Linked DNA regions of Homo sapiens: all the other regions are linked to region 2. Evidence: chromatin contacts called from ENCODE Hi-C or POLR2A ChIA-PET data. All regions are on one chromosome and are shown on one strand. Each heading gives the region's core, a stretch centred on a gene start or an enhancer-like site at or near the end of the contact. The rest is flanking DNA. Distances are from core to core; before and after follow the strand shown.

Region 1 (2,700 bases), core at 156-2,655, 1.0 Mb after region 2:
AGCCTTCTGATTGTAGAGAATGAACCATTTCTGCCATCAGCATCTTGGGCCTCTGCAGCTTGAGCCTAGGCACCTGTCCTATCTGGGGTCAGAACACATTATTCAGTTAGTTTGACATTCCCTCCCCACCTGTTCAGGGTCCTGCAAGCACACTTAAGCTCTATAGTATCCACTGGGTACAGCGACAGGCTTGGGGAATGCCAGGAGGCAGTACAGTTAGCACCAAATTACAATTCTGCAGGGCACGATACGCCTTCAGGACAGTCCCACCTACACAGGTCTCACACTGAGGGGACAGTGTGTGGCGTCTTCAAACATCTCCCCAGGGGAACCTGCCTTGTCTATGGTGTGATTGGCTGACTCCCATGACAAAACTCACCCTGTCTGCAGCCAAAGGGTGAGAGAGACAGAGGCGCTATCTAGGGGTCTGTAAAAGAGGAAGCAGGGAGAGCAGGCAACATGATCGGTGTTGAGAAACAAAGTTGGATACTGCCTAACCACTGACCGCAGAAACGTAGTCAGATGCAAACATGTCACATTTTATATGGAAGAGATTTTAGGAGAGAGGGCAGTTTTAGGCAGTGCTCGAAACTGAGGACTTCTGCCATTTGAGCTGTTACCAGGAGATGTGAGGAGAGGTGAGGGGGCGAAACTGGCCTATAAATGACAGTCAGCTTTGGGGGATTCCTGGTCCCTCAAGAGAGCTTGTCTAAGCCCTTCGGGTAACTTATCCCTTTGCACGTCCTTCAAATAAGGAGCTGTCACTTTCCTCCCCAGCTCCGGTGTCCCCTCCGTCCATGCCATTTGCCCAACAAGGCCTCAGAGCAAACTCCCTCTTCCACTTACTATCCGGCTCTCAAACCAGGGTTCCTGAGCACCCAAGGTGTCCCTTAAGAAGCAGTAGGAGGGTGGGGGCAAGAGCGTGGGTTCAGTCCATGTGGCGCTGGGCAGATCGCCTGCCAGCTCCCAGGCGGTTTCTCGTCTGCGCAGTGGGGTGGTGAGGGTCTGCACAGCGCTCCGGGGTGGTCCGCCTCTCCCCTCCCCCAGGACAACTCCCGGCCGGGCCGGGAGCGCTCACCGTCGAAACGCTTCCTCCAGCAGGGTGCAGGAGGGGCCCGCCGTGGAATTGGGGCTGTGGCTGATGTAGAAGTTCTCCGGGGCGAGATGCAGCAGGTTCGGGGTCATCTTCACCAAGAGCGGCAGGGGCCACAGCGCCGGCCCCGGCTTGGCCGAGACGCTCGGGGCCCGAGCCGCCTCCGCCACCTGCACCACCAGCGCCACCTGAGTCAGCAGCGCCAACATCGCCGCCAGCAGTGTCGCCAACAGCAGCGCCAGCAGCATGGGCGGCCGGGGCAGCCCCAGCCCGCACAGCTCCATGGCCGCTCGGCTGCTTTCCGCCCGGTCTGCCGAGCCGGAGCCTCGGGACCCGACTTCCCGCCCGGCCCGGATCAGAGGAAGCGCGGCCGCGGGTGAGTCACCGAGTCAGATGACTGCGCGCGCCCGCCCCCGACTCCGCCTCCAGGCCCCGGGAGCGTCCTCGCCCAGCCCGCCCTGTCCAGGTCACCTCGAGAATTTCCTCCAGGGGTGCCCTCGGGTAGGAGCAGAGCCCAGACAGCAACCTCAAACACGGGATGGCTAAAGTAAGAAAAATGCCCGGTGCTGGCCGTACGTGGTGGCTCACGCCTGTAGCCCCAGCACTTTGGGAGGCCGAGGCGGGCGGATCACCTGAGGTCAGGAGTTCAAGACCAGCCTGGCCAAATTGGTGAAACCCCGACTCTACAAAAATACAAAAATTAGCCGAGCATGATGGCGGGTGCCTGTAGTCCCAGCTACTCGGGAGGCTGAGGCAGGAGAATCTCTTGAACCCGGGAGGCGGAGGTTGCAGTGAGCCGAGATCGCACCACTGCACTCCAGCCTGGGTAACAGAGCAAGACTCCGTCTCAAAAAAAAAAAAAAAAAAAAAGAAAAGAAAAAGAAAACGGCCCAGTGCACAGGCTCGGGACGCCAGGCCGACACCGGGTCGCCGCTCACGCTGTCAACACGGGCGCTCTCCTGTGGATCCCTGGCTTCGGTGAAGCTGGAGAAGCCAAGCTTGAGGAGCACCTTTCTCCTCTCAGCCCAACCACCAGATAACCGAGATGAGAGCTGAGTTTATTTGCTCCTAAGTCTAGGCTTTTCTGTAACAGCACTTCAGCTGTGGTCAATAAAGCCTTCCTATCAGAACTCCCTGGGGCAGAGCATGCCCAAGGAATCCTGAGAGAGAACATCTTGGCTCATCTGTGTGGGTCCCGATATAAAGGATCCCAACTGACAAGTTTGATTTCATAACCCATCCCTAAGGAAGAGCCAGTGAAGTCACATGACGAACACGGACTGGAGATGCCAAAGGGAGAAGAGGTGTTCTCTTACCAGAAGGAGAAAACGCTAGGCAGACCAAAACCACAGATCTGCTATATAAGTATTCTGAAAATGAGGGTGGAAGAGCTTTAAGGAAAGACTTCAAAGAAATGTAATGATTAGGCCAGGTGCGGCGGCTCACGCCTGAAATCCCAGCACTTTGGAAGGCGAAGGAGGGCGGATCACAAGTTCAGGAGTTCGAGACCAGCCTGGCCACCAAAGTGAAACCCCGTCTCTATTAAAAATACAAAAATTAGTTGGGCGTGGTGGCGGGCGCCTGTAATCCCAGCTACTCAGGAGCCT
Region 2 (2,700 bases), core at 129-2,628:
GATCTGATTCTAAGGCCAATACTTCACCAGAAGGCTCTATCTTGAAGTCTGACACGTTTGAGATTAGTTAAAACTAGACTACCAATTTTGGTTTTTTCTTTGTTTTTTGAGACAGAGTCTCACTATCACCCAGGCAGGAGTGCAGTGGCGATATCTTGGCTCACTGCAACCTCTGCCTCCTGGGTTTAAGGGATTCTCCTGCCTCAGCCTTCGGAGTAGCTGGGACTACAGGCGTAAGCCACCACACCCGGCTAATTTTTGTATTTTTAGTAGAGATGGGGTTTCACCATGTTGGCCAGCCTGGTCTCGAACTCCTGACCGCAGGTGATCCGCCTGCCTCGTCCTCCCAAAGTGTTGGGATTACAGGCGTGAGCCAACGCGCCCAGCCTAGACTAGCAATTTCTCAAAGGGTGGTCTGCAGACTCCTGCATCAGAATCACTGGCAGTGTGTGTTAAAAATTCAGATTTCCTGACGGTGTCCATGACCGAAGGAATCAACACCTTCGGCCGGGCGTGGTGGCTCACGCCTGTAATCCCAGCACTTTGGGAGGCCGAGGTGGGCGGAACACCTGAGGTCAGGAGTTCGAGACCAGCCTGGCCAACATGGTGAAACTCCATCTCTACTAAAAATACAAAAATTAGCCAGGCGTGGTGGCGGTCGTCTGTAATCCCAGCTACTCGGGAGGCTGAGGCAGGAGAATCCCTTGAACCTGGGAGGCGGAGGTTGCAGTGAGCCGAGATAGTGCCACTGCACACCAGCCTGGACGGCAGAGCAAGACTCCATCTCAAAAAAAAAAAAAGCACCTCCAAGTGATTCTGTTGCAGGGGATCTGTGGATGATGCAGATTTTTTTTTTGTTTTTAATTTTTTATAGAGAAAGGGTCTCCCTATGTTCCCCAGACTAGTCTCGAACTCCCGGGCTCAAGCGATCCTCCCACTTCGGCCTCCCAAAGTGCCGGGATTACTGGCATGAACCACCACACCTGGCCCAGAATTTCGGATTGTTCTTATGCAGACGAAAGCATTAGGACTCATATCTAGGTTACCGGAATTGTTGAAAGCCAACAGCACACGGCATTAGCCAACTTCAGCCCTGCTCAACAGCCTCTATCCAAATCAGCTCCCGGAGCCGCTTAGCAGCCTGCAGCCGCTGAACAGAACTGAGCACGCGCAATATTTAATCCCCACGGGCGCTGGGTGGGGCTCCCTAGGACCCCGCCCCCTACCAACCTGCGGAGCCAGGGGGCGGGGCTCTCCAAAGTAATTCCGGCTTCTCCCGGCAGCGGCCCAAATCCCCGCCCCCAGCTCTCGGACCAATCAAACGGCAGATTGCTGAAACAAAGGACCAATGCCCAGGGCGGTCCTTAATTCCTCCCTGCAGTTTGAAACTGTCAGGTTGCCGTCTAGGTAGCGGTTGTGCTTGCTGAGGCTGCACTTGCTGACACTGCAGCTGCGACGCGGCTAAGAGGCGCAGAGCGAGGAGTCGGGATTTGGTCGCGAGCGGCGACGGTGGGTAGCAGCGCTCCGGGCAGATCCTGCGTCCCTGCATCCCTGGCGAAAGTAGTGGAGGGAGATTTAAAGTTCCTTGGCGCGTGTTTCCTCCCCCTGGGCTCTTCCCCAGACCGCGAGTGATTCAGCTGTTGTGCCGGAAGGTCCCAAAGTTTCCCCTCCGAGGCGTGCAGGAAGAGGAAGTGAGCAGGAGTGAGGGATGCTGAGCGATTACTGTCATCAGAGGTTCCGGTCACTTAAAACGTTGAGAAAAAATAACCATGTATAAAGCTCTGTTGTGCTTAAGTAAGATTTTTCTTAAAACAGGCTGGGTCGGAAGGTGATGGAAGAAAACTTATGGCCTTTTGCTTACTGCAATGGCTTTTCTCCTCTGCTTCTAGTCCCTGCTTTGGGGAGGGGCTGGCGCGCCCCTTTCCTTGAGTGCAGCTAGGCCTGGTGAAAGGCACAGGCGACATCACCCTGCTGCTAGTTTGCATGTTAATTCGCTCTTCCTTTGCCTCTTGGGGGTTCCATTTGAATTCCCAGACCCCTGTTTTGCTGTCAGCCAGATAATTACCAAGATGTTATTTTATGTTTCTGGCAACAGAGAAGCACACAAAAGTTTTGATCTTGTTTTCTGATACCTTGGATTAGAGACTACTGAAAATGTAGTGAACTAATGTGCGTCCGCCACCCATTAAAGCAGTTTTCATTTTTCTCCTTTGTTTCTGAACCTAGAAACAGTAAGGAAAATGCTACTGTTCTAGAGTTTCAAATAACTCATACCTTGTTGACATAAAGCAGGGCAGATGGAAGATAGCATATTTTCCAAGAGTGCGGTGGGTTTTTTTGTGTCTGCAGTGTGTCCATATTAAGAAACAATTTTTGAGATCTGACCATACTTACTAGCTCATTTTTAAATAATCAGCACCCCCCCCCCCCCACCCCTGTTACCTGCCTGGTCTCAAATCCTGAAGGAAGAAGTGAATAAAAATATAAATGGACCAAGTTATCACAGTGGTAGATTTGAAGTCAGTGAAGCAGCCATTCCTTGCTGCAGATACATGCACTTATTTTATCCTCCCTAATTGGCTTAACTAAAGACAGTCATGCTGAGATTTAGTTTACTTAACATGTGTATGCACAGTGATACTCACTGGAAAAAGTTGAACTTTCCTTTCCACAATTTAGTTCCAGCCTGTGTTTCCATTC
Region 3 (2,902 bases), core at 245-2,744, 1.8 Mb before region 2:
ATCAGAAGAATAAAATGTAGGCTATTTGGGCAACCACATTGTCTCACGTGAAGATATTCCTTCCAGAACTGAACTCCTGATGTCTCTGAGTTTTGTTTTACTTAAAGATAAGTCCCTCTTTCCCAGGGGATAGTCTCTGTTTTGGTCTGTCTTCAACTGTATGCAGACTGCAATTTGGGGCTAGCACACAGAAGGCAACATGCTCCTGATCCTTGGGAGTGTGTTCTTGCCGAGTGCACTCAAAAGGAATACAAAGATGAATTATAGGAGATCCGAGTTCCAGAGGGACTGTAAGTTTGTGTAGCTGCTCACAACCAACTTAGCTTAAAGTGGGATGTATGGCTCTCTCTTATTGGTGACTGGGACATTATGCCTTGTCCCTCCAGAGCAGCATTTTATGTGATTCCTTTCTGCTTCTCTAGTGCATCTGTGTCCAATACATGTTTGCTGAATTAATGCATTAGTTGGGACATTTGTAGATTCCCTACAACAATTTACTGCTAGGAGGATTATTTGAACCTAATACATATGCAAATATATATATTTATACTTTTGCAAACATGATATGTATAAGTAGTTCCTAGACCAGTGATTTTCAGACCTTGCTACTCATCAGAATCACCTGAGGAGCCTTCCCAAAACCCCGATTCCTACGTCCCAACCACAAAGATTATTTTAATGAGTCTGAGGTGGAAGCCAGGAATCTACATTTTCAAAAGCTACCCAGGTAATTCTGATATGCAGTCAGCATAGATAACCACAGCCCTTTGACTACCTAAGAAAATGTAGTAGTCAAAAAAAGGTATATGAACTGCCTTCTATTCTTTAGGGAGATTCTATGTTAATATAGCATACGGTCAAGAACACTACCAATGTAGCCACTTCCTAGCTGTTATCTTTAGACAAATTACCTAATCATTCAGAGCTTTAGTTTCTTGATGTGTAAAATAGAGGATATAGGTTTACCATGAGGATTTATGTAAAGCCTTAGCACAGTAGCTGTACTATAGCACACAGTAAATGTTGGCCGGATTTATTCGGCTGTACACATGAGCCACTGGATTTGTCTGGATGCAGAAGTCTACTGCGGTACACCTTCTTCAGCAAGCTCTTGGGAAAGCAGGGGAGATTTCCTGGTACCCTAGGAAGTGGAGGATACTAAAGCCATGTCACAGGGAGGGGCATTATTCTTCGTGCGCGCTTGCTCGCCGGGGTCGGGTTGCTGCTCCGCGCGCGTCCACCAGGGGCCGCTCGAGCTACCTAAGCTCCGTGCGCTACCCGGCGGCGCTCCCGCGCGTGCTCACTCGGAGCAGCGCGCGCCCCGCAATCGCCGCAGCCGCCCCCGCCGTCGGCCGCCGCACCCCAAGCGACTGCCCAAACTAAGCCTCCGTGGCTGGGTACGGGAGCGCTTTGGGGACAAAAATTCTCCCTCAACTGTGGTCTGCATTCCTTCGGCCCGTGGGCTGATCTGGGGCGGGAAGTATTAGCGTCTCAGTTGCGCTGCAGCCGGGGAGGAAGGAGGAGGCCGAGCCTGGGGCGGAGTTTGGGCTGACTGGGGCTGGACCGGGCAAGACGCCGCCGCTGCCCGGATGTTGCGATGGCTGATCGGGGGAGGCCGAGAACCGCAGGGACTGGCCGAGGTAAACCCCGGGTGGGTCTGCTCTGCGTCCGTCGAGCTTGCTGGAGGGGCGGCTTCGTTCCGGTTCGGCCTTCCTGGGTTCCGACCGCGGGGACCCGGGCGGAGGCGGGGCTGGCTGCTGAGCTCGTGCCACGCGCTGTTCTCACGACGGTGGGGGCGGAGGGCGCGGGAGCCGGAGCTCCTCAGACCCGGCGGGACCCCAGGCGCACCCTGGAGCTGCAGACCCCCGGCCCCGTCCCACGGCTAGCTGAATCGTGAGATCCTGGCTCAGGGACGCTCAGCTGGTCAGCAGTCCTATTGGGACCTGTGACAACTTAGGGCTTCTGGCTACCGAAACTATCTTCATTTCCACTTAAAAAGTATACGATTTAGCTAGAAACGAACGAGTTGTGACCGCAGCTTTCCACTTTTGGTTTATTTGAATTGGTGTCTCTTCCTGGCGTCTACTGATACTTGGTCAGGGAATATAAAATTAATTTACTTATCCAACAACCGAAAAAGGATATAATTATTTTTAAAAAGTAATCTGCTTCAAGGTCAAGAACATGATTTTCTAATTAACTGCTGTTTTTGGTTTCATAGTCACACTTTCTTCATGGGCCCGAATAATTGAATAGACCGTGTGTAATGAAATTTACATTTGAAATGTGAATAAAATAATTTTTGCAGTCTTGGAAATTTTGAGGTCCCAAATTTATTTCGTATGCCACACAAGAACTTTCATGCGCGTCCGTGTGAAGAGACCACCAAACAGGCTTTGTGTGAGCAATAAAAGCTTTTAATCACCTGGGTGCAGGCGGGCTGAGTCCGAAAAGAGAGTCAGCGAAGGGAGATAGGGGTGGGGCCGTTTTATAGGATTTGGGTAGGTAAAGGAAAATTACAGTCAAAGGGGAGTTGTTCTCTGGCGGGCAGGAGTGGGGCAAGGTGCTCAGGGGAGCTTTTTGAGCCAGGATGAGCCAGGAAAAGGACTTTTACAAGGTAATGTCATCACTTAAGGCGAGGACCGGCCATTTTCACTTTTGTGGTGGAATGTCATCAGTTAAGGCGGGGCAGGGCATTTTCACTTCTTTTGTGATTCTTCAGTTATTTCAGGCCATCTGGGCGTATATGTGCAAGTCACCGGGGATGCGATGGCTTAGCTTGGGCTCAGAGGCCTGACAAGAACAGAATTTGTGAATTGCATTTTATTTCTCATAAGAAGTATTTGTTTAGATTGTTAAAAGTAAGAAATTGGATTGTTGAGAGTAGGCAGTCTTCTCAATT
Region 4 (2,737 bases), core at 227-2,726, 1.3 Mb before region 2:
CTGGCTGGAGTGCAGTGGCACGATCTCGGCTCACTGCAACCTCCACCACCTAGGTTCAAGCAATTCTCCTGCCTCAGCCTCCCGACTAGCTGCGATTCCAGGTGCCCGCCGCCACGCCCGGCTAATTTTTGTATTTAGTAGAGACGCCCGGCTAAATTTTGTATTTCACCATGCTGGCCAGACTGCTCTCGAACTCCTGACCTGGTGATCTGCCCGCCTCGGCCTCCCAAAGTGCTGGGATTACAGGCGTGAGCTACCGCGTCCAGCCAAGGTTGTTTTTAATGTGACAGTTTAAGTATTAACATTTGCCCCTACCATCTTGGAAACGAAATAAGCTGCTTAACGTCTCCAACAAAAGCAGTTATATATCGTCCCTACTTACACAAGAAAGCCGAAGATGATAAACGCCCAGAAGAGCAACCTTAAACAGGTATAGCATTCAAAAGTTTGTAAAATTGTTTGTTTTACTTCACCTTTACTACTGTGAGCTATCATTCTCATTTAATGGGGAACTGAGACTCGGTATATAAGTTCACACACCCAGTGAATAGCAGAGATGGGATTCTGACTCAAGTCCAGCATTTTAATAAACTCAAATGTGATCTACAGTAAATGCGCCTACTGCCAATGGGATGTTAGGTCAAGTGAGAATGAAGACAATGTAGCCACAGTACTTAAGTTCAATTCACGCCAGCCGCGAGACATTGATTTAAATCAAGTAACCTGAACTCAGGTTTGCTCCTAAGGTACTTGGAATTGTAACTGCGCTGAGCTTCTACTTATTTACTTTAAGTACTCTACAGTAGTTCTGAGCCCCTGCCAGGGACCCCTTCCGAGGCTATCACGGGCTTCGAAGGCCTCGCCTGGGCTGGATGGGGCGCGGGGCTGAGGAGGACCGCGCACCTGCGTGCGGAGCTCCTGGTTGTTGCTTTCTGCGTTCTGGTACAGCCGTTCTGTGTGATGCAGCAGCTTCTCGATCTCCCGCACCTGCCGCTTGCAGCTCCGCAGTTCACGTTCCAACTTCTCCACCTTCCGCCTTAGCTGGGCCAGCTCAGGCTCGGGGGAGGTGGGCGGCGGCGGCGACCGCGGCGGGGACGGCGCCTCCGAGGCCATGAGCTCCGGCGCGAGACTGCTCGTCGCCGCGGAGGGGCTGCGTTCAGGCCGAAACGGACGCCGGCGGACCCAGAGACCACTGGAGCGCGCGGGCAGCGAAAGGCAGCCTCACACCCGGCTGGCCGCGGTGGCCCCTGGCCATGACGCCCTGAAACTCACTTGTAGCCGAACGGGGCTGCGAGCAACGAGCAAGGGGACCGAGGATGGCCCCTGCCCGATGTGCGCGGCCTGCAAACCGGAAAACTTTCCTGGAAACTACCTTCTCCAGCTACAGAGACAGAGGGAGGAGCGTCGGATAAGCAGTCGGAAAACCAGAGGCCAGAAGAGCTCCAGCAGCTCCCCAGTTGAGCCGGAAACAACGGCGCCAGCGGCAGGCGGGACCAAGACGGAACAGGAAGCGACGGAAAGCGGGAAGACCTGACAGTGTACGTGCCGACGTCTCGGCCTGCGGAGGGGCGTTACCTGAGGGCGTGGAGAGCTGTGGCAATGTGGCTACCGAAGCCCTAAGAGCGACAGGGAGGCTTGCAGCCTCTGGTCTCAGACATTTGCACGTGCGGATGTTCTTTGAACAAACTTTTAGTATAGCATGCATTTCCTATCTCCTTGTTTTACAAATAAGAACAGAGTATCCCAGAAATGATTTGTGGGGACTATGATGCTCTACTTATGTCAACTGAAGAATGAGGAGGTTAATAAATTTAGAAAAGGGCTTTATTTCTCATGAAGGGTTACAGCCTGCAGGGTGGCCTTTCTGACAGGCTTGGAAGCATAGCCTCTGGTCAGAAGCTGAGAACAGACACTTGGAAGGAAGGACAAAGGGAACAGAAATTTATGCTGAGCAGGGTGGCCAAATATATTCAATGAGCTGTAGGAGGATTCATGAATATTTATGAAAGGAGAAATATGCACATGCACAATTAAGCTTCCTGCCTCTCTATGGGACCCATATTCAAAAAATGGTGGTGTTAGCATGATCCCAGTGTGAAGTTTTCAGCCCTCTGATGTCAAATGGCAAAGCAGAGGACATGAAAACCCTCGCTGTGAGTCCCTGGTAGATTGGCCAGAACTTCTCTGTGGTTGGTGGTCTCTTATCAGGAAGGAATGCTGGTTGGTGTGAAATCAGCCCAACTGTCCTATAGAACTGATGTTTATGGTTTCTTTTGAATAAACCTGGAAATTTACCCTCCCAGTCTTAAAACTTCAGAAAGTTACATCTTTCTTATCTGAGTTCCTTTCTTGGGAAACCAACCATGAGGCCTCCCAGATAGTATCAAGGAATTGAAACTTACCAGATCACTGCATCTGGACAATGAGGCACCATACCCCTCACCCATCATGATTGCCTAACCAGCCACCTGCTGCCTGTTGAACAAGTCCTCATCCTTACCGCTCACTAATTCCTGTTTTCTCACATGTAGTCACATTTCTCCCTTGCCATATAAACCTCTAATTTTAGTTGGTTGAGGAGATGGATTTGAGACTGATTTCCTATTCTCCTTGGCTGCAGCACCCAAATAGAACCTTCTTCCCTGGCAATACTCCTTGTCTCAATGACTGGCTTTCTATGTAGTGAACAATGGGTCTATTCAGTCAGTTCAGGGGCTCAGAATTTTACTTTTATTTC

The links. Hi-C counts contacts between places; a loop is a spot of excess contacts on that map. ChIA-PET counts read pairs that join two places held with the same protein, here RNA polymerase II (POLR2A). Pooled maps may share reads with other maps.
Region 1: a loop to region 2 is called in a map of B cell, with 18 times the contacts of the local background. The contact joins the promoter of HEXB here to the promoter of POC5 in region 2. A Hi-C loop is called at or near these places in 2 of 168 maps with a recorded cell type or tissue (B cell and heart right ventricle), 1 of 37 single-sample maps with no recorded cell type and 11 of 50 pooled maps.
Region 3: a loop to region 2 is called in a map of psoas muscle, with 14 times the contacts of the local background. The contact joins the promoter of WDR41 here to the promoter of POC5 in region 2. A Hi-C loop is called at or near these places in 3 of 168 maps with a recorded cell type or tissue (CD4-positive, alpha-beta T cell, naive thymus-derived CD4-positive, alpha-beta T cell and psoas muscle) and 12 of 50 pooled maps.
Region 4: a loop to region 2 is called in a map of CD8-positive, alpha-beta T cell, with 5 times the contacts of the local background. The contact joins the promoter of AGGF1 here to the promoter of POC5 in region 2. A Hi-C loop is called at or near these places in 3 of 168 maps with a recorded cell type or tissue (CD8-positive, alpha-beta T cell and naive thymus-derived CD4-positive, alpha-beta T cell) and 14 of 50 pooled maps. POLR2A ChIA-PET finds 5 or more read pairs at or near these places in 1 of 52 experiments (activated T-cell).

Annotation. Positions count from the first base shown.
Region 1 is chr5:74,683,938-74,686,637 of GRCh38, reverse strand. HEXB (hexosaminidase subunit beta) reads right to left here and starts at 1,405. Exons shown (of 14, transcript NM_000521.4): 1 at 1,079-1,405. The coding sequence starts at 1,377. RefSeq lists enhancers at 428-517, 528-577, 638-687, 1,193-1,693 and a silencer at 1,378-1,717.
Region 2 is chr5:75,716,115-75,718,814 of GRCh38, reverse strand. POC5 (POC5 centriolar protein) reads left to right here and starts at 1,378. Exons shown (of 12, transcript NM_001099271.2): 1 at 1,378-1,509. It overlaps LOC441087 (a long non-coding RNA gene), which reads right to left and starts at 1,383. Exons shown (of 3, transcript NR_149046.1): 1 at 1,231-1,383. RefSeq lists an enhancer at 1,673-1,982.
Region 3 is chr5:77,490,908-77,493,809 of GRCh38, reverse strand. It overlaps WDR41 (WD repeat domain 41), which reads left to right and starts at 1,494. Exons shown (of 13, transcript NM_018268.4): 1 at 1,494-1,640. The coding sequence starts at 1,590. RefSeq lists silencers at 1,189-1,328, 1,769-1,988 and an enhancer at 1,109-2,032.
Region 4 is chr5:77,029,143-77,031,879 of GRCh38, reverse strand. AGGF1 (angiogenic factor with G-patch and FHA domains 1) reads right to left here and starts at 1,476. Exons shown (of 14, transcript NM_018046.5): 1 at 904-1,476. The coding sequence starts at 1,113. RefSeq lists enhancers at 659-1,238, 1,250-1,599, 1,239-1,818.